2 separate regions of the Homo sapiens genome follow, and region 2 is linked to region 1. Evidence: read pairs that join two places in POLR2A ChIA-PET (ENCODE). Cell type or tissue: PC-9. All regions are shown on one strand. Each heading gives the region's core, and the rest is flanking DNA. Links, peaks and the distances in the headings are about the cores only. Region 1 overlaps CTPS1 (CTP synthase 1). Region 2 has its middle 43 kb from the start of CITED4.

What was found. Peaks named below come from ENCODE experiments on the same cell type or tissue, not always from the same donor. Only the 100,000 strongest peaks of a DNase experiment are listed, where the experiment ranks them.
Region 2: POLR2A ChIA-PET joins it to region 1 with 17 read pairs; 2 of 35 experiments call an interaction of 5 or more read pairs at or near these places.

Annotation. Positions count from the first base shown.
Region 1 is chr1:40,996,127-41,011,103 of GRCh38, forward strand. CTPS1 (CTP synthase 1) reads left to right here. Exons shown (of 19, transcript NM_001905.4): 9 at 1,268-1,400; 10 at 4,903-4,991; 11 at 6,034-6,128; 12 at 6,988-7,050; 13 at 9,925-9,968; 14 at 11,323-11,419; 15 at 12,533-12,588; 16 at 12,668-12,764; 17 at 13,319-13,463; 18 at 14,035-14,128. The coding sequence ends at 14,119. Among named protein-coding and RNA genes, the nearest start is that of SLFNL1-AS1, 11 kb to the right of the region's middle. RefSeq lists enhancers at 7,865-8,014, 10,759-11,958 and a silencer at 10,897-11,097. In PC-9, for the core only: a CTCF peak has its summit at 7,876; a DNase peak (open chromatin) is centred at 7,705.
Region 2 is chr1:40,898,115-40,913,091 of GRCh38, forward strand. No RefSeq gene overlaps it. Among named protein-coding and RNA genes, the nearest start is that of CITED4, 43 kb to the left of the region's middle. RefSeq lists an enhancer at 1-1,133 and a silencer at 4,403-4,697. In PC-9, for the core only: no CTCF peak of the experiment used is centred there; a DNase peak (open chromatin) is centred at 9,007; H3K27ac peaks cover 3,652 bases.

The DNA.
Region 1 (14,977 bases), core at 3,293-11,292:
TGAAGCCGACTCTAGCCCTAGCACTTTTGTACTTTTGCACTTCTGCCATCCACTCATTAGAAGAGCCTTTGTAGTAAGAGATGTTCAGAAAGGATCTTAGCTGTCACGTAGCTGTGGCACAGATGAGGAGATCCTGATAGGGCCAGGCCAGGTGCCGGGCCTCCAGACAATGAGTTCGGGTTATGTCTTAACACGCTTGTCTCTTACCAACTAGATCAGTGCAGATGGGCGTCCTGGTGGCAGCGGGTGAGTGTGCATATCCAAAGCCCACACGAATGGCTGACAGTGGCTGGAGCACTCCTGGGTACCACTCCAGAGTTCTGAGCTGTGTTTGGGAATGTGTCTCACCCCACACCAGAAAGGGATCACATTAGGACGGGGATGTGTTGCTGCCTACTCCACTACATCCTTTTAAGGCTCGGTGATGCTGTCACATTCCTTCAGAAATCTTCACTTCGTGTCTTAGAGCAATGGGCAGGCCTTATCTTAGTTGCAAGATCAATATGATGGCCTAGAAGCATTTGGAGAGGGCATACTCATTCCGTTGCTCTGTGAGAATCATTTTTCATTTCAACATTTTCCTTTCAGTCTTTGTCTGCTTACATATAGCTATCAGAATGGCAGTTTTATCATCCTTTTTCATAAAACATTATAAGCATTTTGCTCTGTTATTATATTTTACAATGAAAACTTTTAATGAGTGTGGACTTTTCTATTTTGTGAATGTCCCATAATTTGTTTGACACTTGCCTTCACCCCATTAATTCTTGTGAATTGTCTATGTCTGTTATTTTTTTTGGTCTTTGGTATGAAAAAAATTTTTTGTAGGCAAATTTGTGTGAGACGTTGAAACTCTTTGTAAGTTTCAAAACAAAAACAAAAAAAAAATTTTTCTTTACAAAGCCTGCCATGTTGATCTGAAAATTACTTCCTCTTTACTGGTCTGTACACAGAACTCAGATAATAGCTATTCCCGTTATATTCTTCCCAGGTGTGTTTTTGTTGTTTTTTGTGGGGGTTTTTTGAGGCAGGGTCTCACACTGTTGCCCAGGCTGTAGTGCAGTGGTGCAGTCAGCTCACTGTAACCTCCAACTCCTGGGCTCAAGATCCCCCCGCCTCAGCCTTTCAAAGTGCTGGGATTATAGGATTATGGGCGTGAGCTCATCCTGGCCAGACGTGGTTTTTTTTCCCTTGAAATAGCTATTTTGGTCTCATGATAGCGTGTACCTTCTGAGTAATTGGGTTTTTCTTGACGTTTATTTGATAGATATGATCGCTTGCTGGAGACCTGCTCTATTGCCCTTGTGGGCAAATACACGAAGTTCTCAGACTCCTATGCCTCTGTCATTAAGGCTCTGGAGCATTCTGCACTGGCCATCAACCACAAATTGGAAATCAAGGTAAGGAGGGTGGCACAGGTACAGCCAAAGGATGAGCAGGGAAGCAGTCTGTAGTCTCGTAGGTGCTGTGTCATATCTGCTTTCTGTTTGGAGCTCAGAATTACTTTTTAAGGAATTACTTTTTAAGGATTAAAAAGATTTGTGGTTGCTTCGTGGCTTTGAGAAGACAGTAGAGCATTTTCAGGAATTAATGAAGGGGAGAGATGGCTAGAGGAGAGGGTGAGAGAGACTTGAGTTCTTGGCTATGACTATCAGGTAACCAAATAAAATGCCCTGTGGAAATGGGGACCACTGATGGACCACAGGCATGCTGCACAGTTGATAGCTGGAGGCTCTTGGAGACTTTGTTGGCATGTGGGCTGCCTTTCCTAACCTGTGCTTATCACTTATTGCAGAGTGGGAATGACAGTATTGACCTCACGGAGCTGTGAGGTTTCTCTGGGATGCAGGGCAGGCACTCAGTAAATGGTAGTTACTGTGTTCTGGTCTGTGCCATGGCGGGCAGCAGCTGAGCTGGTGGAATGGTGGGGCATGGCCCTGCTTGTCTGTGGGTGGCAGTAGAGTGTCATGGTTAAGAGCATGGATGCCGTGGCTAGGCGCGTTGGCTCATGCCTGTAATCCCAGCACTTTGGGAGGCCGAGGTGGGCAGATCACGAGGTCAGGAGATTGAGACCGTTCTGGCTAACACGGTGAAACCCTGTCTCTACTTACAATACAAAACATTAGCCAGGCATGGTGGCATGTGCCTGTAGTCCTAGCTACTTGGGAGGCTGAGGCAGGAGAATTGCTTGAACCTGGGAGGTGGAGGTTGCAGTGAGCCGAGATTGCACCTCTGCACTCCAGCCTGGGCAACAGAGTGAGACTCTGTCTAAAAAAAAAAAAAAAAAAAAAAAAAACATGGATGCCTGAGCCCGGTGACCAGGGCTCAGATTCTAGCTCTGTCATCTACAAGCGGTGAGACCTAGACAACTTACTTAACCCTCTTTGTGCCTCAGTTTCCACATTGTTAAAAAGGGATGGTGATGGTGCCTTCCTCCTAGGGTTGTTGTAAGAAGTTCATGAATACAAAGTGCTGAGAATTATGCCTGGCATATGGTAAGCACTATGTCAGCTGTCGTTAAACCCTCCCTTCTGCCTGTCCCCTTTATTCCTTTTCTTCCTGGCCCATCAGCTGAAGCTTTTCAGGAAGAGATGAAGGTCAGAGGTAAAGTTGGGGCTCAGTGCTGAGGTTGTTAAACAGGCCCCATGTAGCTGTCCCCACATTGGGGTTTGCTTTCTACTTCCCAGGTGTTTCTCAGCGTGAGAGTTTAGTTTGCTTTGTGCTGCTGGACAGGTTCCTGCAGAATGGCCTGTTGTACGAGTTTTAAGAATTTAAATCCCATTACACAGCCCTGACTTCTTATTTGCTAGTTCTTTCCATCATTCATTTATTTTATCCACTTGGAGTTAGTCTGTGGCTGCCATGTGTTTGTCAGGTGGCAGAGGATGAGAGATGGATGAAAAGGCAACGGTCTCCGCCTTTAAGGAATATTGAGTCTCTTAGGAAGGAAGGAGCACATAGGAGAGGCTGAACCTGCTGTGGCAGACACATGAGGAAGGCAGACTTCCTCATGGAGGGACACCAGGTTGGGTTGGGTAGGATGGAGAAGGCTCGGAAGGGGCATTCCTGTTAGAATAGATAGAGCACGTCCAAGGGCTTGGAGATGTGGAGCAGTTGGAAACACTGTGGATGGAAATTGTGAATTGGAGGCTGTCTGGAGACAGGCTGGTGAGGGCCTGCCCACAATTCCATGAACTGGGCCAAATCTGGGTCTTACCCTGAGGTTCAGGAAACTAACTGCAGGGTTTAGGTAGGAGATTGTAGAAAAGTGGTGAACACCCTAATTTAAAAAGTGGGCACGAGATTTGAACAGACACTTCCAAAAAAAGATGTAGGTGATAAACACGAAAAGGTGCTCAACACCTCTAGTTAGGGAAATCAGTGCAGATGAAGTCACAATGAGATAGTGACACAAACCCCCTAGAGCGGCTGAGTGTTAGAGAGGCTGTGGAGCTCTTACCTTGCTGCCGGGAGTGTAAAATGGCACCACCACACTAGAAAACAGTCTGGTAGTTTCTTATCAAGGTAGAGACGTGTGATCCAATAAGTCCATTCCCAGATACTCACTTGAGAGACTTGAAAACGTCCACAAAAAAAGATTTTTATTCAAATGGACAAATTATTCGTAATAGCTGAAATCTCGAAACAACCCAAATATTTATAGCCTGTCAATGGATCAATTTGTAATGGTTTATTTATATAGTAGAAACCACTCAGCAATGAAAAGGAAGAAACCAGGCTGAACACTGACTGGCTCAAGCCCATAATCCCAACACTTAGGGAGGCTCTGCTGTGGGAGGATCGCCTAAGACCAGTAGTTCGAGAGCAGCCTGGTCAACATAGCGAGACCCCCGTCTCTGCAAAAAAAAGTTAAAAAAGAAAAGGAACAAACAACTGATAAACACAGCAACATGGATGAACTTCAAAAACACTAAGCAAAAGAAGCCAGACACAAAAGGTTATATACTATTTGGCTCCATTTATATGATGTTCTATAAGAGGCAAAACGAATCTGTGATGATAGAAATTGGATCTGAGGTTGTTTGGGGTAGGAGGTAGAGGGGCACATTCTGGGAAGATGGTAACTTATGTTTTGTTTTGTTTTGTTTTGTTTTGTTTTGTTTTGTTTTGTTTGAGATGGAGTCTCGCTCTGTCACCCAGGCTGGAGTGCAGTGGCATGATCCCAGTTCACTGCAACCTCTGCCTTCCAGGTTCAAGCAGTTCTCCTGCCTCAGCCTCTTGGGTAGCTGGGACTACAGGTGCATGCCACCACACCCAGCTATTTTTTTTTTTTTTTTGTATTTTTAGTAGAGATGGGGTTTCACCATGTTTGCCAGGCTAGTCTCGAACTCCTGACCTCAAGTGATCCACCCGCCTCGGCCTTCCAAAGTGCTGGGATTATAGGTGTGAGCCACCACGCCCGGCTCATTCTATATCTTGGTGTGTATGTTTGACAAAACTCTTCAAAGTATGCACTTAAAATGCTTGTATTTTATTGTATGTGAATTATGCTTCAATATGGTAGAAAGAAAAAGAAAAAACCCACAAAAGCTGGGCGGAAGATGGGCTGAGGAGGCTGTCATTGAACAGAAAGCCCTCTAGAGTCTGCTGCAGAGGCTTAGCTGAGACCCGATCCTGAACACAGTAGAGTGCAGAAAGAGAGAGATTTGGGAATTTAATGATTTTGAAGGAAACTGTTGTATTTTAAAACCTCATATTTAAAAAATGTTTAAGTTATTAAATATATTAAGTTGATCACTTTAAAGCCAGTATTAAGATGATCACTTTAAAGCCAGAATCAAGAAAGACAACTTTGATAAAATGATAATATTATTTAAAAATTAAGAACGCACAGCCTGGGGTCACGAGCCTGCTTTTCTCCCCTGTCTGAATAACATCCAGTACATAGATTCTGCGGACTTGGAGCCCATCACCTCGCAAGAAGAGCCCGTGCGCTACCACGAAGCTTGGCAGAAGCTCTGTAGTGCTCAGTGAGTAGAGTTCGCTGCCTTGGGTTTCCAGAGTTCTTTTGGTTTGTTTTAATGAAAAAGTCCTCTTGTTTTCATGTGCCAGTAGTAGGTAATTGACTTGTTAAAATATTTTTTAATTGTTGAAAAGACTACATGCCATCTGATTTAATCCTTAAAAAATGCAGCTTGTCAATATCATTGGATCTGAAAAGCTGCTCTGATTTTGATATTGTTTGCCATATGCATCTATTGATGAGGCTCATTTAAGGATTTTTCATCCAGAACATTTGATGAGTACCCATCAGTAGAGTCTCATCAGTTGTTTTGGCAGCTGTTATTTATAATAGTAAAACATTAGCAAGAATTTCTGGTTCACTAGAACAGTTGAATATTACGGAGGTGTACACCTTCTTCTGAGTGTCTTGGTCAGTACGGCACACAGAGCTGATGAAGAAAGGCCCCCTTAGGGGAGCATTTTAAGCCAAGAGGTAAGATAAATTGTTAATATTAATATATGTATTTAAAATTTTGGGCTGGGCACAGTGGCTCATGCCTGTAATCCTAAAACTTTGAGAGGCTGAGGTGGGAGGATTGCTTGAGCCCAAGAGTTCAAGACCAGCCCAGGCAACATAGGGAGACCCTGTTTCTACAACAAAAACAACAAAACCAGCTGGGTGTGGTCCCAGCTCCTTGGGAGATCAAGGCTGCAGTGAGCTGTGATCACACCACTGCACTCCAGCCTGGGTAACAGTGTGAGACCCTGTCTCAAGAAAAAAAAATTGTGAACAACTCAGTACCAAAGATAGTGCAGTGGCAGTATTACAATTATGTATACTATCTTTTTCACTTGCAATAAGCATGTTCTTAAGTTACTAAGAAAAGTCCATAGTTTCATATGCAGTTTCTAAGTTGATAGTGTTTACATACAATTCATTGTCACAGTAGCACAATGTATGGGGTTAATTCATGGCTTCAGTGTCTTGGTAATGGCCCGTTAGGCGATTATTGCAAGTTGGACTGGTAGAAAAGGGGAATTGCCTTTGTGGTTTGTTCTTTTGTGCAGTGGAGTGCTGGTTCCAGGAGGATTTGGTGTTCGAGGAACAGAAGGAAAAATCCAAGCAATTGCCTGGGCTCGGAATCAGAAAAAGCCTTTTTTGGGTAAGGAGCTCTGCAGTGCAGTCTTCACTTAAGAGTAGGAAAGAGTGGGGAACGGTGCCACGTGGGAGCCTATGAACAAAGTGGGGGGATTACTGAAACATGCTGTCTTTGTGGATAGGAGCTCAAGTAGAAGCCTTCATGTTTTCTCTTTAGAGACAAATTCAGTCTTGGAAAGCTTATTTATGCTTATGAGCTACATGTAGATGTCGTGGAATTTTGAGAGAATGAATTGTGAATTCCTGTCCATTTAATGAACCCAGCTGTTTGTAGCACACGTGAGGTTGAGTTTTATATCTGCTCACTTGGCACAACAGCTGACTGTAATTGGACAAAATGATTTTGCATGCCTCCTGGTGCTGTACATTTTAGTAATTTTCAACTTGAACAATTATAAATAAAAACTTAATGAGAGAGGGTAAGAAAACTTGAATTTTAAAGTACTGAGGCTAGGCACGGTGGTTCACACCTGTAAACCCAACACTTGTGGAGGCTGAGGCAGGAGGGTTGCTGGATCCCAGAAATTTGAGGCTGTAGTGAGCCAAGATCTCTCCACTGCACTCCAGAGTGGGCAACAGCAAGACCCTGTCTGGGGGGAAAAAAGTACTGAATAGAATATCACTTACTTCTAAAATCGGATAACTTTGCAAATCTAGAATTTTCATCTACTTTACATGCAGTTTTTGAAATCTAATACAAGTAAAGTGTAACAGCAGAGAGTACTTGTTCATAGCAGGAAGTTATGAGTTTGCAATTATAATTCTCCAAATAAAGGACACAAAGGCCATTGCAGAGGCTGCTGGGAAAAGTAGGAGCTGCCTTTTCAATGGAGTTTTGTTTGTTTTTTCCCCCCGACTGGAAGGCGTGTGCTTAGGGATGCAGTTGGCAGTGGTTGAATTCTCAAGAAACGTGCTGGGATGGCAAGGTAAGCGTGCATTAAGACACTCATTCAATTCCCGCTTGTGTATTTCTGGAGGATATGAGGCCTGTTGCCGCCTGGGTGATCAGGAGCTTTGGAGAAGGGCAGGCCTGGGTTCCTAGCACCTCATGGTGTGCCGTAAGGGAGCTGCCTTGCCTCTTGAGGAACAGCACGGCTCCTCCATGCAGGAAGGAGGGAGCACAGCCAGACTCCCTCCTTTGCCTTCTGCCTCTGTGTTCCTGTTCTTGAGATTCTGTCACTTTGATCACCGTGGCCACCATCCTGAAGCTGGTGCCTGGTGTGAAGTCCTTGTCCTAAGTGAGGCTTGGGCAGTTATTATGAGAACCTGGGCTCTGGAGCTATTGAAACTGGGCTCAGATTCCAACCTTACCGCTTATGGGTGATTTTAAGCAATTTACTTAGCCTTTATGGGCCTCCGTTTTTTCTGTAAAATGGGAGTAATAAAGGTACGTACTTCACATGATTAAGGGAGATAATGTATGTAAATAGTCTCTAGTAGTGCCTGGAAAATAGGGAAATGCTCAGATAATATCAGCTCTTCGCCTAGCTGTGTATTACTATGTGACAGACCTCCCTAAAGCTCAGTGGCTCCCAACAGCAGTGACTTCTCATCTCAGTATTCTGTGGTTTGGCTCAGTGCCTGGGTTTCAGCTGCACGTGGTGTACTATCTGAGATGGCACACTCCTGCCTTGTGTTCAGCTGTGAGCTCGGCCCAGCCGGGACGTCAAGATGCTGTCTCCACCTAGTGGCTCATCATTCATTAATCCAGCCCAAGCTTCCTCACACAGGGTGGGCAGCTGGACTCCAAAATGACAGGCCTGTTATGCAGGCACTTATCAGGCCTGCTGATGTCCCGTTGGCCAAAACAAGTCACGTGGCCAAGCCCCGAGCCGGCAGGGGAGGAGAACACACATGGGTGTGAAGACTGAGCATGCTGCACTGGGGCCACCCTGGAATGGTCCACCACAGCCCATTTATTCTCTGTAGCCCACCCGACAAATACTAGATTTTCAGAAAGACCTTGTAAATTCTGTGGAAAATAAAGTAACCTGAAGGAATGTAAAAGCAGTTTGACTTTATAAAGAACAAGTGACTCTGGTGGCCAGCATATGGTTTAGGGCTGGGTTTCATTCACCCTTTCCCTGAGAGGCTGCTTCACAGTGACCTGGCGGTGTGGCTTAGTTTGGTAGACAGCATGCCCTTGAGTGCTGGCTTCTGAGTCCTGAGAGGCACTGTCTTATCACCCGCCACCCCAGAGCTGGCTTTCTGGTCTCCCTGGATCCTTCACAGCCCCAGACCTCTGCCTCTCACTTAGGTTCCCAAATGGGTAGGTGCTTTGGTGATGAGCTTACACTTCAGTTGAGACTGGACCCTGGTTCAGGCCAGGAGGAGAACAGTGCCCAGCGTTCACATAGTACCAGGAACTTGGTCCTTTGCCTTTTGGTCTTTAGTGGTTTTGCTTTGGTTAGACGGTAAGTTCAATGAAGGTTAGAAAGGTTGAGTTGAAATCAGTTCATTTCTGACTGAGCTATTGAGTGAAACAGTTGAGTAGGGCTTTGTATTAGCTGCTGAAGATGAAAGAAGTATAGAAGAAATAGTACTTGTTTATCTCAGAGAGACAAGAGTCTGAAACATTAAGACAATATAAAAACTTGGCTGGGCATGGTGGTTCAGGCCTGTAATCCCAGCACTTTGGGAGGCTGAGTTGGGTTAATCACTTGAGGCCAGGAGGTCGAGACCAGCCTGGCCAACATGGAAAAACCCCATCTCTACTAAAAATACAAAAAATAACCAGGTGTGGTGGTGTGCGCCTGTAATCCCAGCTACTTGGGAGGCCAAGACATGAGAATCACTTGAATTCTGGAGGTGTAGGTTGCAGTGAGCCAAGATTGTGCCACTGCACTCCATTCTGGGTGACATAGTGAGACTCTTGTCTTAAAACACAAACAAACAATATAAGAACTGTCACAGGCGGGGCGCAGTGGCTCACGCCTGTAATCCCAGCACTTTGGGAGGCCGAGGCAGGCAGATCACCTGAGGTCAGGAGTTCGAGACCAGCCTGACCAACATGGAGAAACCCCGTCTCTACTAAAAATACAAAGTTAGCTGGGCATGGTGGTGTATACCTGTAATCCCAGCTACTCGGGAGGCTGAGACAGGAGAATCGCTTGAGACCTGGAGGTGGAGGTTTTGGTGCCGAGATCACGCCATTGCACTCCAGCCTGCCCACACTTGTTGCCCACAAGTGTGAAATTCTGTCTCAAAAAAAAAAAACTGTCAAAGATACAGTATCTAATTAAAAATTACTAGGTTATGCCATTAGTTTTGATTTTCCCATTTTGTACTGATTGACTTTCCAGAGAGTTATACTTAACGTAAAAAAATTCACGTGTGTGTGGGTTGAGTATTTTATGTCTTAAAAATGCTATTTATTGCCGGTCTGGTGGCTTGCACCTGTAATCCCAGTACTTTGGGATGCCAAAGCAGGAGGATTGCTTGAGCCCAGGTGTTTGAGACTAGCCTGGCAATATAGCCTTTGTCTCTCCAAAAAATGAAAAAAAATTAGCTGGATGTGGTAGTGTGCCCCTGTAGTTTGACCTTCTTGGGAGGCTGAGGCTGGCGGATTGCTTGAACCTGGGAGTTCAAGGCTGCAGTGAGCTATGATCGCACCACTGCACTCCAGCCTGGACAACAGTGAGATCTCGTCTGGGGATGAGGTCAGGGGGATGCTATCTTTAGTTTTTGTTCTAATCACTGATCTTAAACTGAGGAGGGAAGTTGTGTTTAGAGCTTAGCAATGAAACTATTAATCACTTTCGTTTGTAACTATTTTCATAACAAGTATTTTGGTATTTCAGATGCCAATTCTACAGAGTTTGACCCTACGACCAGTCATCCCGTGGTGAGTCAAGTGTTTGAACCTCCACAGGGCTTAGAAGGGTGTAGAAGGGGCATTTATGAACGTGATTGATGATTAGAGACAAGAAGTGAGACTGCTTGAGTCCATCCCAAAGAACCCTGAGGTTTTGGGCACTCAGACCTACCAGAGAGGAAAAACTTTTCTTTTTCATTATGTAATTCCTCCCTAATCTTTCATTGACCACAGAAAGTTTTTAAGACAGGTACCAGCCCAGGAAACTGGAGGGGATTCCTGATTAAAATTCTTCTCCATCCCTACTCCCCTCAACTCCCAGAACACAGTATAGATACTAATATGAGACCCTGGCATGTGTACTTACTGTGTGCCAGCCGCTGCTCTCACTGCTTTCATATGTATATTTTATATTAATTCATGGGATCCCCAGCCATAGTCCTGGGAGAACTGCTGGGTTGGAGCACTGGTTGGCTTAACCGTATCCAAAGATTTTCCAGGCTGGCGTACCTTGCGTTAGATTTCATGCCGAGGGCATGTGGCATTCTCAGCCCGCTGTACTGTTAGGCACATGGAGGAGGGACGATGCCTTTAATCACCTTTGAATTCCCAGCCCAGGGTGACAGGGATGTAAAGGGAAGGGCACTTATTTACGTTTTTCAGCAGTCAGCAAATGTGAATGCGTACTATATGCTGGGACTGCCCTTGTCACTGAGGACACCGTGCTAAATGAGACGGACAAAGTTCTTGATCTCACGGCACTTAGACAGCATCACTGTGTTTGTTGACCTGAAATTGAACTTTGCTGATACTAAGGCCTCAGGAGTGGACCAGCAAATGTTTTGCAGCATGGGGCTTTGGGGTCAGGAGGAACAGGGCACAGAGAGCCTGGAATCAGAAGGTGCCTGGGAACGCTGGGCTGAGAGGTGGACTGGGCCATCAGTGCATGGCCCACCCAGTCCTCAGATGCTTGCTAAGCTGCAGGGTGCTAGCCCTGCATCCCTTGCCTTTGAGCAGTCATCAGGCTAGCTGGGGCGATGACAGACATGTTATGACACATCCAGTCCGTGTCTGTGCTACTGTATCAGTCTTTCTAAGGAAGTGATGCTTACCGTCCACAGTGCTGGGGCGGGACTAGCCTGAGGAGGGGCTGCTGTGGTCCTGTCTGCAGATCAGGAGGACAGGCTGAAGGACGGAGCCTCCACCCAACCGAGGTTACAAATGCCAACTGGGAGGCATTTTCTTCTGTGACAAAATGTCTCATAAGGAAAGCCTGGAGAATTAGAGCTTACTTACAAGCCTTTGCCACCCACTCAGCGAGGGAGGTTTCTCTCTAGCGGAAGCAGAGTTCTGTAGTTGGTGTCTGTTTTCTGAACATCTCCAGGTCGTAGACATGCCAGAACACAACCCAGGGCAGATGGGCGGAACCATGAGGCTGGGCAAGAGGAGAACCCTGTTCCAGACCAAGAACTCAGTCATGAGTAAGAGCTGCCTCACGCTGGCCCAGCCTTTGGCTCTGCGTGCCCAGGACGCGTGTCTTAGGGTGATGCTGTGGCTTCGAGGAGCAGGCTGGCTTTTTTTGGTTTCGTTCTTGCTTTTGAAGTTCATTCTTTCCTCTCTTATTCATACCCTTTTAGGATGCACTGTGATAGCCATAGAAGCAGTGTGGGTCTTAGAAAGGACACTGGCAGTGCAGTCAGACTCCTAGGCATGGGCGCCTCAACAGAATGAGGCAGTGAGGTTACATTCATCCTTATCGGTTACTTTCCTATTAAGACCAGCCATATCAATTGCTGATGTTTGGCAATTTTTGTCACACAAAGATGGCAATTTCATATGATTCAGCCTAAGTAGATTCTGTTCTAATAAAGTACTAATAGATGCTGAAGGTTTAGGGTAGTTTTCGGAGGAAAATAGTTAAGAAAATGACTATTACACAGATTTCCTTCTTGTCTACTGGGAAAATTCTGCCTTTACTGTATTAGCAGAGGCACCCTTGTGTCTGTCTGGGCGTTCTGTAGCAGCATAGCTGGAGTCACTTGAGTATCGGATCTTTCTCTTACCAACTCTGATGTTCTGTGGATTTGGGGATCTCGAGGCAACTGTGAAATGAGTCAGTAGAGCAGCCCGTTCGCAAATGTCCAGCTTGTTCACATGCAGCCACTGAGGGCTGATGACCTTTGATGACCATGATTGGAACTGAATGATCATCAGAGGTCATCTGTGCAGCTCTTAAAATGCCTCCCATCCTGCCACGTTCCCAGGGCCTTGCCGTTTCGTACATCCTGATTTGCTTTCCAAGGCAGTTTTCTAGCAGCAAAGTGCCCATACTTTGCAATCATGTGTTTGAGGGTGGTGGTGAGAGTCTTGTTTCTGTTACAGCTTTCTGTAGTGTTGTCAGAAAGAGTCAAAAGCCCAAGAATTAGTCTAAACTGTGTTGTTAAGAGCAGGTGACCTTAGCAGATTCATAGAAATAGCCCTCAAAAGACCTGGCTGTGTGGATGATGAAAAGTAAAGCAGGAAGGAGGATGTCTTTGTGAACGCATCATCCTGTGAGATAAAGTTCTTTACATACAGCCCGTTTGTTTTGCCAGGGAAACTCTATGGAGACGCAGACTACTTGGAAGAGAGGCACCGCCACCGATTTGAGGTGAGGATTCCAGCTTGCTGGTACTCTGGAAAGATAGTGAGCTGAGAGACCAGCAGAATTATTTTTCATGCCTCAACAGGTGAATCCAGTCTGGAAAAAGTGTTTGGAAGAACAAGGCTTGAAGTTTGTTGGCCAAGATGTTGAAGGAGAGAGAATGGAAATTGTGGAGTTAGAAGGTGATTATTCGGGCAGTTTTATTTAATGGAAAACTTAGTAAAGTTTTCTTGGCATATGGGAAAATATAAAAATGTTATCTTGTTGCTCCTGACCTAACAGAATTAGGAAGCAGCACTGTCTCATGAGGGAAGGGGTCTTGATAAACATGGGGTCTGGACTCTAGAAACTTCTTTCTGGTACATGGCCTTCCTCGGGGAGCCATTTAACTTCTGGCCGCAGTTTCTCCTTCTCCAAAATGCTTGGAGTTGGTACTAAAGCCACTTCAGCCCTCTCCTGAACCGCAAGACTCAGTCTACAGAAATCCTGGGAGCCAGGGTCTTGGGCGGGACCCTGGACAGGAGGCCTTCAGCCAGGAGGGGACAGCACAAACCGTGCTGAGAAAGGGTATCAGATCACTCATGCTTTGAGGTTCCCTTTATCTAGATTCAAATGAGAAAGTCATTTTCAAATTATTTTAGGGCCTATGGAAACAAACATTTAAGCAGATTTTGTTCTTTTACACTTTGTGCATAACCTTCACAATGAAGCTGTTTCTTTTGAATCTCTATTTCAGATCATCCCTTTTTTGTTGGGGTTCAGTACCACCCTGAGTTCCTGTCCAGGCCTATCAAGCCCTCCCCACCATACTTTGGCCTCCTCCTGGCCTCTGTGGGGCGGCTCTCACATTACCTCCAGAAAGGCTGCAGGCTCTCACCCAGGTAGGCGCACTCTTTGCTTCAGTAATCCATTAGTCTTCTCTAGTCCTTTAGGTGGTCGCTGATTCATTACAGCAACACGTCACAGTCAGTCATAAGAAAAAAAAGCCACAGGCGCCTGGGGTGAAAGTTTCCTCTCCTTTCCCGGAGCTTTCTCACGGTGTTTCCCTGGCATATTGGCCAGGTCCCCCTTTCTGCAGCATCTGAGCTCTGGTGGTGCTGACCAGATCACACTTGGCGTAGGACCCTCTGGTCCATGTTAAGGGGAACTAGTTTTTCCTGGGAAGTAAGCCACAATGGGTAGGTTTATGTCCCATTGCCACCTTTATCCAGAACCAGTACTCAGAGTTGGTGGTAGGGTGTGTGACTGAAGTATAAATGGAATGTATATCTTTTGTAGCTAGAAGAAGGAAATCTTTCTGCAGTTTCATGTTAAATATATTATGTAGCAAACAGTCTTTGTGATTCCTGCCATGTGCAGGCAAGTGTCCCTGTAGGAACCGTGGTTACAAAAACAGGGACGTAAAGTGAGTTTTTGGTGGGAGATGATGCGTAAACCATCTGAATTCTACAGGGACACCTATAGTGACAGGAGTGGAAGCAGCTCCCCTGACTCTGAAATCACCGAACTGAAGTTTCCATCAATAAATCATGACTGATCTTGTAGCGTAAGTGGTACTTTAAAGTTTTAGTTTTTAAAAACATGGTGATAACACACTGCGATTGCAAGAATATCATGGAAGTTTAGGGCTGAAAATTTTTATCTGCCAGGAATGAAAGTGGTGAGGTCTTGAATATAATCCAGAGGTTGAGAGAGAAAAGAAAGTAGTGAGGTCATTGTGGGTATCAAATGGGCAGCCCTTCCTCCAAGTTGCAGTGCACCTCCCAGTCCTGCCCTGGGGATGACAGCTTGGGGAGCATGGTCACTGGGCAGTTGTCTCAATACTGATTACTACATTCTGGTGCCAGTCTGACCAGTTCTGGGGCGGGGAAGGGGAGGGTCTGAATTCTTAGACCCTATTGTTTGATGTAGCTGTAAATTTTGGAGATCTTGAAGGAAGGGACAGATACAACAATGTGGCACTTGTCATTTCTGCAGAGCCTCAGGTTTTCATCAGGAAGTACTTTAAAACTGACACTGCTTAGAGAACTTTTTTTTGTTGATTGCTGCTTATTCTGGAATTCCTTCAAAGTTGGAACAATTGCCAAATAGACGTCGAATGTTTGTCTATTAAGTGACAGGGTTTGTAGGTTCATAAAGTGCAATAACTGTGGGCACTGCCACGAAATGTAAATGTCCTTTGAGATAACTGTGTGGACTGTGTTGGCAGAAGTACGCATTCTGCTGGTGAGGTATCAAATGAGGGAGTGTCAGTCATCTGGGGTCTGGAATAAGAACCAGGGGTATGGGTGTGTGGTTCCACCGCTCCTGCCCTAAGGCCTGGGCAGGGGGACCTCCCTGAATCCTGCACACCGTGTGTTCATCACCAGTGGGCCTCTGGTGCTGGGTCAGTGCC
Region 2 (14,977 bases), core at 4,428-12,427, 97 kb before region 1:
GGATAAGGTACAACACTGGAATCTTTAGGATTCATTTTCTTACAGACATGGAATTTTTTCCCAGTCCTTGCACTTCAAGTCAGAGAATCATCATGATCCCACGAAACACCAGCTCAGCCCCCACAGGTGCTATACTTTTGACGAGATGGAACACAAATGGATTACTATGCAGTTCTCTTTTTTCCAGGTCAGCAAAGTCCAAACGCAGGGGCAACTGAGTGTACCTTTTAAGGTGAATGTCTTGAACTCCAGTTGCTCCGCCTCCTTTGGGTTGCTATGACCTTTTTCCTAATCTTAAAGAGAGGAAGAGCTTTAAGGGCCAGATGGGGTCTCTGGTTTCCCACGGGGCTCCCCAAAGGCAGCCCTTCTTGGCAAAACCCTGGGCCCATGCCAGGACTGAGTCATAGAAGGGAAAGTACCCTGGGTGGAAGTTGGACAGTGACCTTGGGCAAGCCCCTTCCCTCCTTCGCTGGGTCTTAGTGCTTCCTCTGAGAAGCAAGGAGGTTTAACTCCACCTCATTCGTGCCTTCATTCAATAAACACCAAATGCATTCCTGGCATTTGCTTGGTATGTGGGCAGATAAATAGAGTAATTGGATTCAGTGCCTGGAAGAACCCACAGTCAGGTTGGGTGGGGAGAAGGCACCTAAGGGCCTGTAATTACAGATATGTTTAAGAAGGGCTAGATGATGTGGACAGTCCCTGCCCACTCCGGGATCCCTAGAATGTGTCAGTGCAGGGGAAGGAATACATAAGTAACTTGGCAAGGTCACAGGGTTACACCCAGAAAAATGTTAGCCCTTGAAGTTAGGGACAGCCCTGGGCCTAGCTCCTGATCCTTCTCCATCCTACAGAAAACCTGCTGAACATGGATTTTGGAGTTGAGCCAATTCAGATTCCAACCCCTGAGCAGACACCAACTGGAACTGGAAGCGTCACTCTCCGGGCCTCAGTTTCCTCCTTTATCCAAGGGGGATAGGCCCTGGGATCCTAGGACATATGAGGGTTCCATAAGATAAGTATAATGTGTATCATGTCAAGAGCTCAGCACAGGGCCTGGCCCATTGTACGACTCCACCATCAAGGCAGGAGGTCGAATGGACATCTGTCCACTCTGGAAACACACCCACCTCTTGCCTCCCTTGGCTGGTCCCAGGGTTGGCTCTCTTTCTGGGGCCCTCTTACCCAAGAGGTCTTGCCTTAGTCCTCTCTTGACCCTTTGAATGCTCTCAGGGGCTTCCTCTTCTCAGGCCAGAGCCTCCCCATTGTACACCTCTGCTCTACTGATCTGGCTGTGAACTGGTATGTGCCAGAGACAGGGAGGAGGCTGGTAGGGCTGGGATTCCTTGGGGGAAAGCTGGCCAGAGCTGCAGGTTCCCCGACTCTCTTCCCAGCATTAAATTAGCACTGGAGCTGCCTGGTCTTGCCCAATAACTTGCCCAGGACAAGGTGACATCCTTCCTCCCTTCTTTGAGGCAGGACTGAGTGGCTTCCTAGAAGAAGACAGGCAGGACAAGCCAAGACGCACCCAAAGAATGGGGGAGGGAACCTGATTGGGGGAGAAGATGGGAGAGTCTGGAGCTTGGGGCAGCAGTGGATGGAACAGGTTTGCCCACATTCCTGGCAGGCCCCAGGATTCCAAAGCACTTTCTGTTTTTGTCACTGCCCCACCAATCACATACTCTGCCAGGGCCACAAGGCACCAGGCTTTTCAGAGCACCAAGCCCTTCCACCTTCACTTCTCATTCTTCACACCAAAAGATGGGTACTACTGGCTCTGTTTTACAGATGAAGAAATTGAGGCTCACAGAGGAAGAATCACATGCCCCAACTCGGAAGGGCTGATACAATTAACATTTAATGGCCAGGTGTGGTTGCTCATGCCTGTAATTCCAGCATTTTGGGAGGCCGAGGTGGGTGGATCACTTGAGCCCAGGAGTTCAAGACCAGCCTGGGCAACATGGTGAAACCTGACTCTACAAAAAATACAAAAATTAGCTGGGCGTGATGGCACGTGGCTGTAGTCCCAGCTACCCAGTAGGCTGAGGCAGAAGGATCACCTGGGCTCCAGTGGTCGAGGCTACAGTGCGCCATGATTGTACCACTGCACTGCAGCCTGAGAGACAGAATTAGATCCTATCAAAAAATAAAGTAAAATAGCCATTCACTAAGAACTACTATGAACCAGGTGGATTTCATACAAAAATCATCTCTGTTCCCAATATCCCAGCAAGGTGCCCATTTTACAGATGAGCAGACCAAAATGCAACCTGATGAAAGCACTTGCCCAAGGGCCCAGAACTAGCAAGCACAGAGCAAAGATGTGAACCTAGATTTGTTGGACTCCAGATCCTACCCCTTCTCAATGTTAAAGGCAAGGAAGCGGAGGCTCAGTAAGGTTCAAACCATGTCCAAGGTCATACCACCAGCAAGGCAAAGCCAGTTTTCAACCCAGGTCTGTCTAACCCTGCAACTTCTGTGTTTGCCGTATGCTACATTGTCTCAATAAACCTTTTTTTCATGGAGCAACTGGCTGATGCCAAATGACTACAACTGTATCTCAAACAGATAAAGATCCAGGACAGAAAGGGTCATGAACTATTATTACCATTATCATCAACGCTATTATTAATTGCTAACATAGCAGGGTCAGCATTTATACTGTATGATTCAGATTTGCAGAAATAAAACTTTCCTTCCACAACTGAACCCAACGCGATCACAACTCCTCTTCCCCTGATTTATTTCTGGGTTAAAATGTATTTTTTCATGACAACTAAATGCAGTGGGAGAGCGTGCATTTTCTTTTGCTTTAAAGGACATTTGGGGACAATTGGTAAAATCTGAAATAAGTCTACAGGTTAGATAATAGTCTTGTATAATGTTAATTCTCCAATTTTTAATTTTCGTGTTAAAAAAAAATTTTTTTTGAGACGGAGTTTTGCTCTTGTTGCCCAGGCTGGAGTGCAATGGTGCAACCTCGGCTCACTGCAACCTCCGTCTCCCAGGTTCAGGTGATTCTCCGGCCTCAGCCTCCCAAGCAGCTGGGATTACAGGCGCCCACCACCATGCCCAGCTAATTTTTGTGTTTTAGTAGAGACAGAGTTTCACCTCGTTGGTCAGGCTGGTCTCGAACTCCTGACCTCAGGTGATCCGCCTGCCTCAGCCTCCCAAAGTGCTGGGATTACAGGCGTGAGCTACCACGCCCGGCCTAAAAAATTTTTTTAAGATAGGGAGTCTCACTATGTTGGCCAGGCTGGTCTCCAGTTCCTGGCCTCAAGTGATCCTCCTGCCTCAGCCTCCCAAGGTGCTGGGATTATAGAGGTGTGAGCCAACATGCCCGGCCAATTCTCCAAGTTTGATAACTATACTGTGGATATGTAGGGTTACGTCCATGTTTTTAGGAAATACACACTAAAGTATTTAGGAACAAAAGGGCACTATGTGGACAACTTTTAAACATTTCAGAAAAAAATACACATGCACATGTGCACACAAACACAGAAGAATATAGCAGATATAGTAAAATGTTAACATTTAGGGAATTTGGATGAAGGGATTCAGAATTCTTTGCCTTACTCTTCCAACTTTTCTATAAATCTGAAATTATGTCAATACCAAAAAATTTAGACAAAAATATTTAGTCTTGTTTGGAAAAATCGTCAGCTCAGGATCTGAACTTGCTGTTAGGGTTGCTCGTCTCTCGGTGGTGCCTTCTCCTTCTGTCCAAGGATCACATCGGGTGGCAGAGGAGCCTTACCTAACACCTATGGGCTTGGGCCTAGGCTTCTGGGCTTGATGGCCCTATGGGCTGCCTTGCCCTCTGTGGTGTCTGGTGCCAGCTTCTCCCCATTGCTTCTCTGCTGGTGTCACTGGTCCTCTCTGGCTTTGGGCCTGGGCATACGTCACTCCTGAAGCCTCCAGCCACGGTGTCTGTTGCCAGAGCTGTGTGCTCTGAGCCCTCCTCATCCTGACCCCAAGCCTCTCACAGGTTCCTCAGGGCTTAGATGTGTCCTACTGGAAACTTCTGATGCTTACCCATGACCCACAAAGGCCTCAGGGGAGTCAGACGTTTGTATGAGTCAGTCTCATCAGGAACACAGAAAGCAGACTGGTTGCTTTAAGAGAGGGAATTGAATAGAAAGAATTGACTATTTCAACAGGAGTTTTGATGGAGACAAAGAAAAACAAAAAATTTTAAATGTTTTTAAAAGAACTGACTAAACATTAATTGACAGATGGAAAAGCCGGCGGCATGAGAGCGGAGGTAGTAACTGCAGGAAACAGACACCACCCCTAGGGAAGGGAGAACAAGGGAGGAAGTTAGGTGTCAGGACCTAGCAGCTGGGACCCAGACCCGGAGGAGGGCATGGCTGTAACTGGTGCTGGTGTCTCCGAGGGGCCACAGTGGGGCTGGTTCTGGGAAGGTGGGGAAAACCTAGAAACTAGAACCGCTTGCTGCTGGAACCAATTTCCTCTGCCAGGGTGAATGAAGGGCCATCGCTGAGGCGATGGTGACAGGATGGAACGGTATGCTGAGACCTTTCTTCCTGGGACCGCCTTGCACCCTCCAGGGTCCCCTATTGGCAGAGCCTATCCTGGAAACAGCTGACGGAACAGAAATAGGGTGGGCCCCAATGCCAGCCCCAGCGTCACCAGACGGCACATACAGGGATAGGTTTGGGGACAAGGGCTGATAGCTTCAGAACTGGTACGTGGAGGGAATGGGGAGCCGTGGGGCTGGGCCAGAGAGAACGTTGCTTCTCTCTCTCCCTCAATAGGCCTCACAGCCATTCCACCTCCCGTGGAAGGAGGCATACGCCCCTTAGTTCATTGGTCTTCTACTCCTTCCACTGGGCATTCACCCTAAGCAGATGAGACCTGAATCCCAGGCACTTGCTCTCTTTTCTATGTTTCTCAGTCCATCCAGGAAGAGTTTCTTGCCTGACCTGAGAAATTACCTACTTGATGACATCAGGGAAACTTTTATTCCTTGGGTCATCCAAGTTTCATCTCTTGATTTTTTTTCCTTTTACTTTTTATCCTCCTTGATCTGTTAATAAATCTCTTGATATTTAAAGAGAAGATTTTGAAAAAAATGTGTCTCTTCTGTATATATTGACTTTGTAGTTGAGTGCCTGGATCTTTAAAATAATTCTGCTTTGGACTTTTATAAGAGTCCCATTTGACATTCAAGGCTGAACAATGACTTCTTTCTCTCAGGCTATACTCCAGTGCCCCTTCAGACAATTGGTGAAGGGCCATTAAACAGAAAAAAAAAAAAGTTGGTGAGGAAGAAAAAGGCTCAATTAAAAAGCTCCAAATATGACCCTGCTCTACTACTGTGAACTGAGTACTATGTGCTTGGATGTGTTAAGGACGGAGGCCATTGCCATGTGAAGAAGGTAGGAAGGTCTCTTTGACTTCAAAGCCCTAGGTTTTCCCCACTGGGCTATCCCACTTTTCTGGGGCCATTTCTAGCCTTTTACCTTTTGATAAACTGAGGCCCAGGAGGCTACTATGCAAATCAGTATTGAATCCAAGTTCAGGAGCAGTCTAACTTGGGCAAGTCACGTAAGCTTACTTTATGTAAAACAGGGATGTTGTGAAGATTTGAGGTAATGGATGCAGAGTTTTGGGCACAGTGTCTAGAAAAAAGTGGGTATTTGATAAATGGTACTACTACTACTAATAACAATAATTAATGTTTATTGCCAGGCGTGGTGGCTCATGCCTGTAATCCTAGCACTTTGGGAGGCCAAGATGGGGGGATCACCTGAGGTCAGGAGTTCGAGACCAGCCTGGCCAACATGGCGAAACCCCGTCTCTACTAAAAATACAATAAATTAGCCGGGCGTGGTGGGACATACCTGTAGTCCCAGCTACATGGGAGGCTGAGGCAGGAGAATTGCTTGAACCCATGTGGTGGAGGTTACAGTGAGCCGAGATCGTGCCACTGCACTCTAGCCTGGGCTACAGAGCGAGACTCCATCTCAAAAATAACAATAATAATAATAATAAACTTTTATTGACTGGTTACTATGCCAGGCTCAGGGCTAAGCACTTTTCATGTGTGAATTATCTTCATTTAATTATTTGATTTAATTATTTTAATCCACTGCCTCCCTCCATTCCTGCTGGAACACACAGAACCTACCTTCCGTCTTCCCACCCTGACCCACTGAGAAACCTCAAGCTTTGGACTTGTCCATGCTGCCCTCTAACCCTAGATCACAGTTCTGAGTGTGAATACTGCCAGCCCAGAAGAGAACATTCATGCTGGATGCAGTGGCTCACACCTGTAATCCCAGCACTTTGGGAGGCTGAGGTGAGTGGATCACTTGAGTCCAGGAGTTTGAGACCAGCCTGAGCAACACGGCAAAACCTCATTTCTACAAAAAATACCAAAAAAAAAAAAATTATCCAGGCATGGTGGTGCACACCTGGAGTCCCAGCTATTTAGAAGGCTGAGGTGGGAGGCTCATTTGAGCCCAGGAGGCAGCAGTTGCAGTGAGCCGAGATCATGCCACTGCACTCCAGCCAGGGTGACAGAGTGAGACCCTGTCTCAAGAGAAAAGAAGGAGGACATCCATTGCACTCAACTGCACATGCATTGGGATGGTTGGAAACATCTGCATGACCTCCTGCTTTTTGTTAGTATTATTGTTGGATTCTTTCATCGAGCTATTTGCATGTTGTGTAAACTGCAGTTCCCAATATTTGTGAAAACATTTTGTTTGCTTGTTTGTTTAATTGGGGAATTTGAAGGCTTTGTGATTTTATTATTCTTGTTGGTTTTTTTGTTTGTTTGTTTTTGAGACAGGGTCTCACTCTGTCACCCAAGCTGGAGTGCAGTGGCGCGATTTTGGCTCACTGCAACCTCTGCCTCCTGAGCTCAAGAGATACTCCCACTTCAGTCTCCTGAGCAGCTGGGACTTCAGGCGAGCACCACCACACCCTGCTAATTTTTATATTATTATTATTATTATTATTATTATTGTACAGACAGAGTTTCGGTATGTTGCTGAGGCTGGTCTCAAACTCCTGGGTTCAAGCAATCCGCCTACGTCAGCCTCCCATAGTGTTGGGATTACAGATGTGAGCCACCGCACCAGGCTTCCTGTTGGTATTTTTAATCTATTATTTTGAAATGATTTTAGATTTACAGAAGAGTTGTAAAAGGGAACAGAGAGTTCCCATATAACTTTCACCCATCTTCCCTTTTTGTTACATAGCCATGGCAGGAAAATCAAAACTAAGAAATTGACATTGCCAGCTGGGCATAGTGGCACTTGCCTGTAATCCCAGCATTTTGGGAAGCTGAAGTGGGAGGATCACTGGAGACCAGGAGTTTGAGATTGCAGTGAGCTATGATTGTGTCACTGCACTTCAGCCTGGGCAACAGAGTGGGACTCTCTTAAAAAAAAATTGACATTACCACAACACTATTAACTACACAACTACAAATGTTATTTAGATTTTGCCAGTTTTTCCATGAATGTGCTTTTTCTGTGCCAGGATTCCAGCCAGTATATCATGTTGTATTTAACCATCATGTCTCCTTACTCGCTTCCAATCTGTGACAATTTCTTGGTCTTGTTTTTTCATGACCTTGGCACTTTTCTTTGGTGTTTTTTGTTTTTGTTTTTTCATTAGAGATGGGGTCTCAATTTATAAGCCAGGCTACAGTACAGTGGCACAATCATAGCTCACTGCTGCCTAGAATTCTTGGGCTTGAGGGATGCTCCCACATAGCTGGGGTTACAGGAACCTGCCACCGTACCTGGCTAATTTAAAAAATTTTTTTTTTTTTTTGTGGAGACAGAGTTTCTCCATCTTATCCAGACTGATCTTTAACTCCTGGGCTCAATCCATCCTCTTGCCTGGGCCTTCCAAGGTGTTGGGATTACAAATGTGAGCCACTGCACCTGGCTTATTGGCAGTTTTTTATTTTATCTTATTTTATTTATTTATTTATTTATTTATTTATTTATTTATTTATTTGAGACAGAGTCTCACTCTGTTACCCAGGCTAGAGTGCAGTGGCAAGATCTCGGCTCATTGCAACCTCTACCTCCTGGGCTCAAGTGATTCTCCTGCCTCAGCCTCCCGAGTAGCTGGGATTACAGGCATGCACCACCACACCCAGCTAGTTTTTGTACTTTTAGTAGAGAGCGGGCTTCACCATGTTGGCCAGGCTGGTCTCGAACACCTGACCTCAAGTGATCCACCACCTCAACTTCCCAAAATGCTGGGATTAGAGGTGTGAGCCACCGCGCCCAGCCCCATTGGCACTTTTGAAGAGTACTGGTTGGGAATTTTGTAGAATGTCCCTGAGGCTTTGTCTGATATTTCTCACTAGACTGGAGTCATGGATTTTGGGGAATACCACAGAGGGGGAAGCATCCCTCACCTTAAATAATATCTGGGGATATATGAGATCAGCATAACTTGTTGCTGGTGATGTTAACCTTAATCACTTGGTTAAGGTTATGTCTGCCAAGTTTCTCTGTTGTGAAGTTGCCATTTTTCCTCTTTCCATACTCTAGAAGCAAGTCACTAAGTCCAGTCCGCACCAAAGGGGAAAAGAATTAAGTCCCACTTCCCAGAGGAGGTGTATCAAAGAATCTGTGGACATCTGTTAAAACCACCATGGTCATTAATATTTTGAAGAAAATGCTTTAAGGCTATCCAAATGTTGTGTTGCTCCTTAACATTTCATTCACTCTTTTAGCATTCATCAGTGGATCTTGCCTTTTTAACATAAATAATGTCACATTAGCCATTGTTTGACAAAATACATAATGTCAATAAGCTATTGTGAAATCAGGTCTTGTATTGTACTAACCACAATAAAATCTACACGGTCTAGATGAATTTAAAAGGTATTGCATTCAGGGCTGATTCAGAGCTGGGACCTGTGGCCATATTAGCTTAATTATTGAAATACATCTGTCCCTACTCTGTTCTAAGTCCCATTTCTGCCCAACTCTTGGGAAACCTCTCCACAGTTAAAAACAACTTTCTAGACATTTCTGTTAAGTATACTGTGGTATTATGACATATATTGGTTTTTGTGCACAGTTCCGGGTTCATAACTCCCATAGCCCTTGTTACAGTCTTTTGTTACAATGTTGGGCGTGTTAGGCCTCAGGGGCAGGCCTCAGGAAACAGAATCTCTCTTTCTTCTGCCCTCCTTTCATCTGCCCCAAGGCAGGCCTCTAATCTACCCCCACCTTTCTGACTATGAGTATTAAGACCCTGTACACACTGAGGAAAGGAATGCTGATGTCATGAAGCTTCTATAAAAACCCAAAAGGGCCAGGTGTGGTGGCTCACACCTGTAACCCCAGCACTTTGGGAGGCTGAGGTGGAAGGCTTGAGCCCAGGAGTTTGAAACTAGCCTGGGCAACATAATGGAACCTGGCCTCTACCAAAAAAAAAATTAAAAAATTAGCCAGGCATGATGGTAAAAGTCTTTAGTCCTAGCTACTTGGGTGGCTGAGGTAGGAGGATCACTTGAGCCCAGGAGGTCAAGGCTGCAGTGAGCTGTTATCCATGCCACTGCACTCCAGCCTGGGCCACAGAGCAAAAACTTGTCTACAAAAAAAGAGAAAACATGGCCAGGCACAGTGGCTCAAGCCTGTAATCCCAGCACTTTGGGAGGCCAAGACAGGAGGATCACCTGAGGTCAGGAGTTCTAGACCAGCCTGGTCAACATGGCGAAACCCCATCTCTAGTAAAAACACAAAAAATTAGCTGGGCGTGGTGGTGGGCGCCTGTAGTCCCAGCTACTTGGGAGGCTGAGGCAGGACAATCTCTTGAACCTGGGAGGCAGAGGTTGCAGTGAGCCGAGATCATGTCACTCCACTCCAGCTTGGGCAACAGAGCAAGACTCTGTCAAAAAAAAAGAAAGAAAGAAGGAAAGAAGGAAGGAAGGAAAGAAGGGAGGGAGGGAAGGAGAAAGGAAGGAAGGAGAAGAGAGAGAAAGAGAGAGAAAGAAAATAAAAATAAAAAACAAAACAAAAATACCCAAGAGGACTGGGTTGGGAGAGCTCCGGGTAGCTGAACACGTGGAGGTTCCTGGAGGGTGATGTGCCCAGGGAGGACATGGAAGCTCTGAGTCCCTTCTCCCATACTTTGCCCTCCACGTCTCTTCATCTGTATCCCTTGTAACATCCTTTATAATAAAGCAGTTAACATGTTTCCCTGAGTTCTGTGAGCCGCTCCTGCAAATTAATCCAACCCAAAAAGGGGGTCATGGGACCACAACTTGAAGCCAATCCCCGCACTGGCTTCAGGAAGTTTTGGAGGCCCGGACTTGCAACTATTTCCCAGGGACTAGGGAAAAAGAGAAGAGAAGTGTCTAGGGATGGGAGGACCGTCCTGGGGACTGAGCTCTCAACTGTGGGATCTCACGTTATCTGCAAAGAGACAGTGTTGGAATTGAATTGGAGGACATCCAGCTGCTGTCCGCTGGTTGGTGTCTCAGGAAAACTTCCCCTCACATTTGATCACAGAAGTCTTCTCTGTTGATTGTTGTGGTGTGTGAGAGTAGGAGAAAAACACGGTTTGGATAGAGTTTTTTTTTCCAACACAAGTACATATCAGAGTTTTATTACAATCTTGCTTCAAGGGGAAAGGTCTCTAGTGGGCCAATCCAAAGATTCACTCCTGGAAGGGACATTTTATGAGAAAAGAGAATGGCCAGCATAATTATTATTAGATGAACAAGAAAAAGAACATATCACCCTATATCATTAAGGCAAGGACATGGGCTTTGGTACTACTTTGTTATTCCCCATGATCCAGTAACTAAAGCAGCAGTGCCTGGCTCAGGACCAGAATGCTGCCCGCCTCTCACCCCTAGCTTGGGGTTGGGCCAGCCTCCATTCTGATGGTCAGCCCTGTGCTGGAATGGTTGTTAATTACTTGACTAGTGTCCAAGTTTTGGGTATCCACAAAACAAGACATATTAATTATTATTATCATTATTGAGATGGAGTTTTGCTCTTGTTGCCCAGGATGGAGTCCAATGGTGCAATCTCGGCTCACTGCAACCTCCGCTTCCCGGGTTCAAGTGATTCTCCTGCCTCAGCTTCCCGAGTAGCTGGAATTACAGGCATGTGCCACCAGGCCCAGCTAATTTTGTATTTTTAGTAGAGATGGGGTTTCTCCATGTTGGTCAGGATGGTCTCGAACTCCCGGCCTCAGGTGATCCACCCACCTCAGCCTCCCAGAATGCTGGGATTAAAGGCATGAGCCACCGTGCCCGGCCCTTTATTATTATTATTTTGAGACAGGGTCTGTCTGTCACCCAGGCTGGAGTCCCATGACGCAATCAGAACTCAATGCAGGCTTAACTTCCCTGGCTTAAGCGATCCTCCTGCTTGAGTAGCTGGGACTACAGGCATGCGCCACCATGCCTGGTTATTTTTTTTTTTTCAGTAGATATGGGATCTCGCTATGTTGTCCAGGCCAGTCTTGAACTCCCAGGCTCAAGCGATCCTCCTGCCTCATTCTCCCAAAGTACTGGGATTACAGGCATGAACCACCATACCTGGCCAAAACGAGGCATATTAAATAATCAGTCTACAGTTTGGTTCAGGCATAGTTTGATTTGGTTCAGAGAAAGCAGTCTTTAGAGCCAGCAAGAGTAGGTTTTGAAAACCAGTATCGAATACAAGTTCTGGAACAGTCTAGCATTGGGCAAGTCATGTAAGCTCATTTTATATAAAATGGAGATGTCATGAGGATTTGAGATCATAAATGTGAAGTTTCTGACACAGTCCCTGGGAAATAATAGCTATTTGATAAACGGTAGTACTATTAATAATAAAAATAGTAGTAATTAATAAACATCTATTGGCTAGTTACTATGTCAGGCACAGAGCTAAACACTTTGCATATGTTAATTATTTTAATTCTCACATTAAATCTATGAGTTAGATGCCTTTAGTATCACCCCCACTCTATAAATAATGAACTTGAGGCTCAGAGAATTCAAGTAACACATTTTAAGATCACACACAGCCAGGCGCAGTGACTCACGCCTGTAATCCCAGCACTTTGGGAGGCCAAGGTGGGTGGATCACCAGGTCAGAGTTCAAGACCAGCCTGACCAACATGGTGAAACCTCGTCTCTACTAAAAAAACAAAAATTAGCAGGGCATGGTGGCGCATGCCTGTAATCCCAGCTACTCGGGAGGCTGAGGCAGGAGAATTGCTTGAACCCATTATGCAGAGGTTGCAGTGAGCCAAGATTGCGCCGTTGCATTCCAGCCTGGGTGACAGAGCGAGACTCCGTCTCAAAAAAAAAAAAGAAAAAAAAATCACACTACTAGGCCAGGTGCTGTGGCTCACGCCTGTAATACCAACACTTTGGGAGGTTGGGGTGTGAGGATCACCTGAGGTCAGGAGTTCAAGAACAGCCTGGCCAACATGGTGAAACCTTGTCTCTACTAAAAATACAAAAAAAAAATTAGCTGGGTGTGGTGGCACACGCCTGTAATCCCAGCTACTTGGGAGGCTGAGGCAGGAGAATCACATGAACCTGGGGGGCAGAGGTTGCAGTGAGCCAAGACCGCACCACTGCACTCCAGCCTGGGTGGCAGAGTGAGACTTTATCTCAAAAAAAAAACAAACAAAACAAACAAAAATTACACAGATGCAATGTTGGTGGAGCTGAGATTCAAACCCAGGCAGCCTGGTGTCAGCACCTCTATAATAAACATGCAATAAACATGAGCACCCTCTAATCCCTTGCAACAACTCTAAGCCTTCCAGAATTCTACAGCCTGCAGGTTGGGAGCTCCTGCTATAGACCTGACAGAGGCCTTTGGCTACTTAATGAAATATTCTGACACCAGGAGGGTTGCATAGTTATTTTTCTAACTTTACAGCAAGAGGAAGACAGGTCAAAAAAAAAAAAAACAGATTTATGCAGTTACCCAGAAACAGAGATATTTGGCTGACAAGGTACGACTGTTCAGAAATAGTCATTGGACAGTACTTTCCCCCAAAACACTGTCTCAAGGTCCCTGTCAGAGGTGTTCAAACCAGAGGACTCCATTTTGAGTGAGGGCAAGGAAAATGAGGCTGGGACTTGCTGGGCTGCCTTCCCAGAAAATCAGGCATTCCTAGCCTCTAGATGTTTACGGTTAAGGGAGCAAATTAACAATGTTTACTAAAACAAACCCAGACTTGGGAGTGTGCAGGTATCTCGATATCTGGAGAATGAAGGCATTCCTAATTTTGTTTTAAAGATAAAATCGATTCTTGCAAAACACAGTAATTAAGAAAATTAATTATTTATCACAAACCCTTGTAACAGAGCACATCTCATATATGCAAGCATGGCACCTAAGGTGGATGCATTCCTCCTCTTACTTTCAGGAACATCCTGTTCTATGGAGTAGCTGTCCTTTTGCCACTGTACTTTCTTAATAAACTTGCTTTTGCTTTGCGCTGTGCGCTTGCCCTGAATTCCTTCTTGCATAAGATCCAAGAACACTCTCTTGGGGTCTGGATTGGGACCCCTTTCCTGTAACATCCCCATTCGAGAATTACTGTCTCGGTGGCCGGGCGGGCGCAGTGGCTCATGCCTGTAATCCCAGCACTTTCGGAGGCCGAGGCGGGCGGATCACAAGGTCAGGAGATCGAGACCATCCTGGCAAACACGGTGAAACCCCGTCTCTACTAAAAATACAAAAAAATTAGCCGGGCGTGGTGGCGGGTGCCTGTAGTCCCAGCTACTCGGGAGGCTGAGGCAGGAGAATGGTATGAACCTGGGGGGCAGAGCTTGCAGTGAGTGGAGATCGCGCCACTGCACTCCAGCCTGGGCGACAGAGCAAGACTCTGTCTCAAAAAAAAAAAAAAAAAAAAAAAAGAGAATTACTGTCTCTTCTACTTTCCTAGATGTCACAAAACCTCCTAAAATTCTGAAGATAACAAATTGTTACAAAAAGAAACTTTTTTTAAAAAAAGAAAAAATAAATACATAAAAAAGAAAAAATCAGGACTTCTCTTTCATAAAAAATGAAAATGGGAGTAATCTGCTAAAAAATTATTTTTTTTTCCTGGTTTAGCATAAAAGGTTCCAAAAACTCCCCCTTGTCTCTCCCGCCGAGGGTAAGGTGGGAAGCAAGGTGGATCCTCCATGACCCACCTCCATCCCCACAAGTGAACTTTTTTGTTTCTAAGTTCTGGGCCCTGCTTAGGGGCAACTCAGGATCTATTGTTTAAGAGGAGTTGTCCAAACCTTTCAAAGTGGGAATGAGAGGCCCACTCCCACAGTATGGGTCCTGGGACACTAAGAGTCCCAGCCAGGACCCAGCGTGGTGCCCAGGCTGATGCCCCGCCGGCTCTCACTGCTTAGAGCATGATGGAGAGTTCACCAGAGTGAGGAGGGCCACACTGGAGAGCCAGAGCCATGCCCCCTGGCAGAGAAGGTGGCATCAGATGACTGTCCCATGGGCTTTAAGACTCTTTTCCCCATTTTGGGAGTGAAAGAGCAGGTTCACTTCTCTTGGATTTTAGAAGTTCTGGCTGTTCTTGAATGACCCAAATTGTCAGAGTGTTGAGGGAGGAGAGGCACTGCCCACAAAGGATGATCTTGGACTTTGTGCCAGTCTCACCAGGGGGTACTCAAGTCACATTTGTTTATTTTATTTTATTTTATTTTATTTTATTTTATTTTATATTATTTCTTATTTTATTTTATTTTATTTTGTTTTTTGAGATGGAGCTTCGCTCTTGTTGTCCAGGTTGGAGTGCAATGGTGCAATCTTGGCTCACTGCAACCTCTGCCTCCCGGGTTCAAGCAATTCTCCTGCCTCAGCCTCCTGAGTAGCTGGAATTACACAGGCATGCACCACCATGCCCGGCTAATTTTGTATTTTTTTAGTAGAGACAGTGTTTCTCCATGTTGGTGAGGCTGGTCTCGAACTCCTGACCTCAGGTGATCCGCCCACCTTGT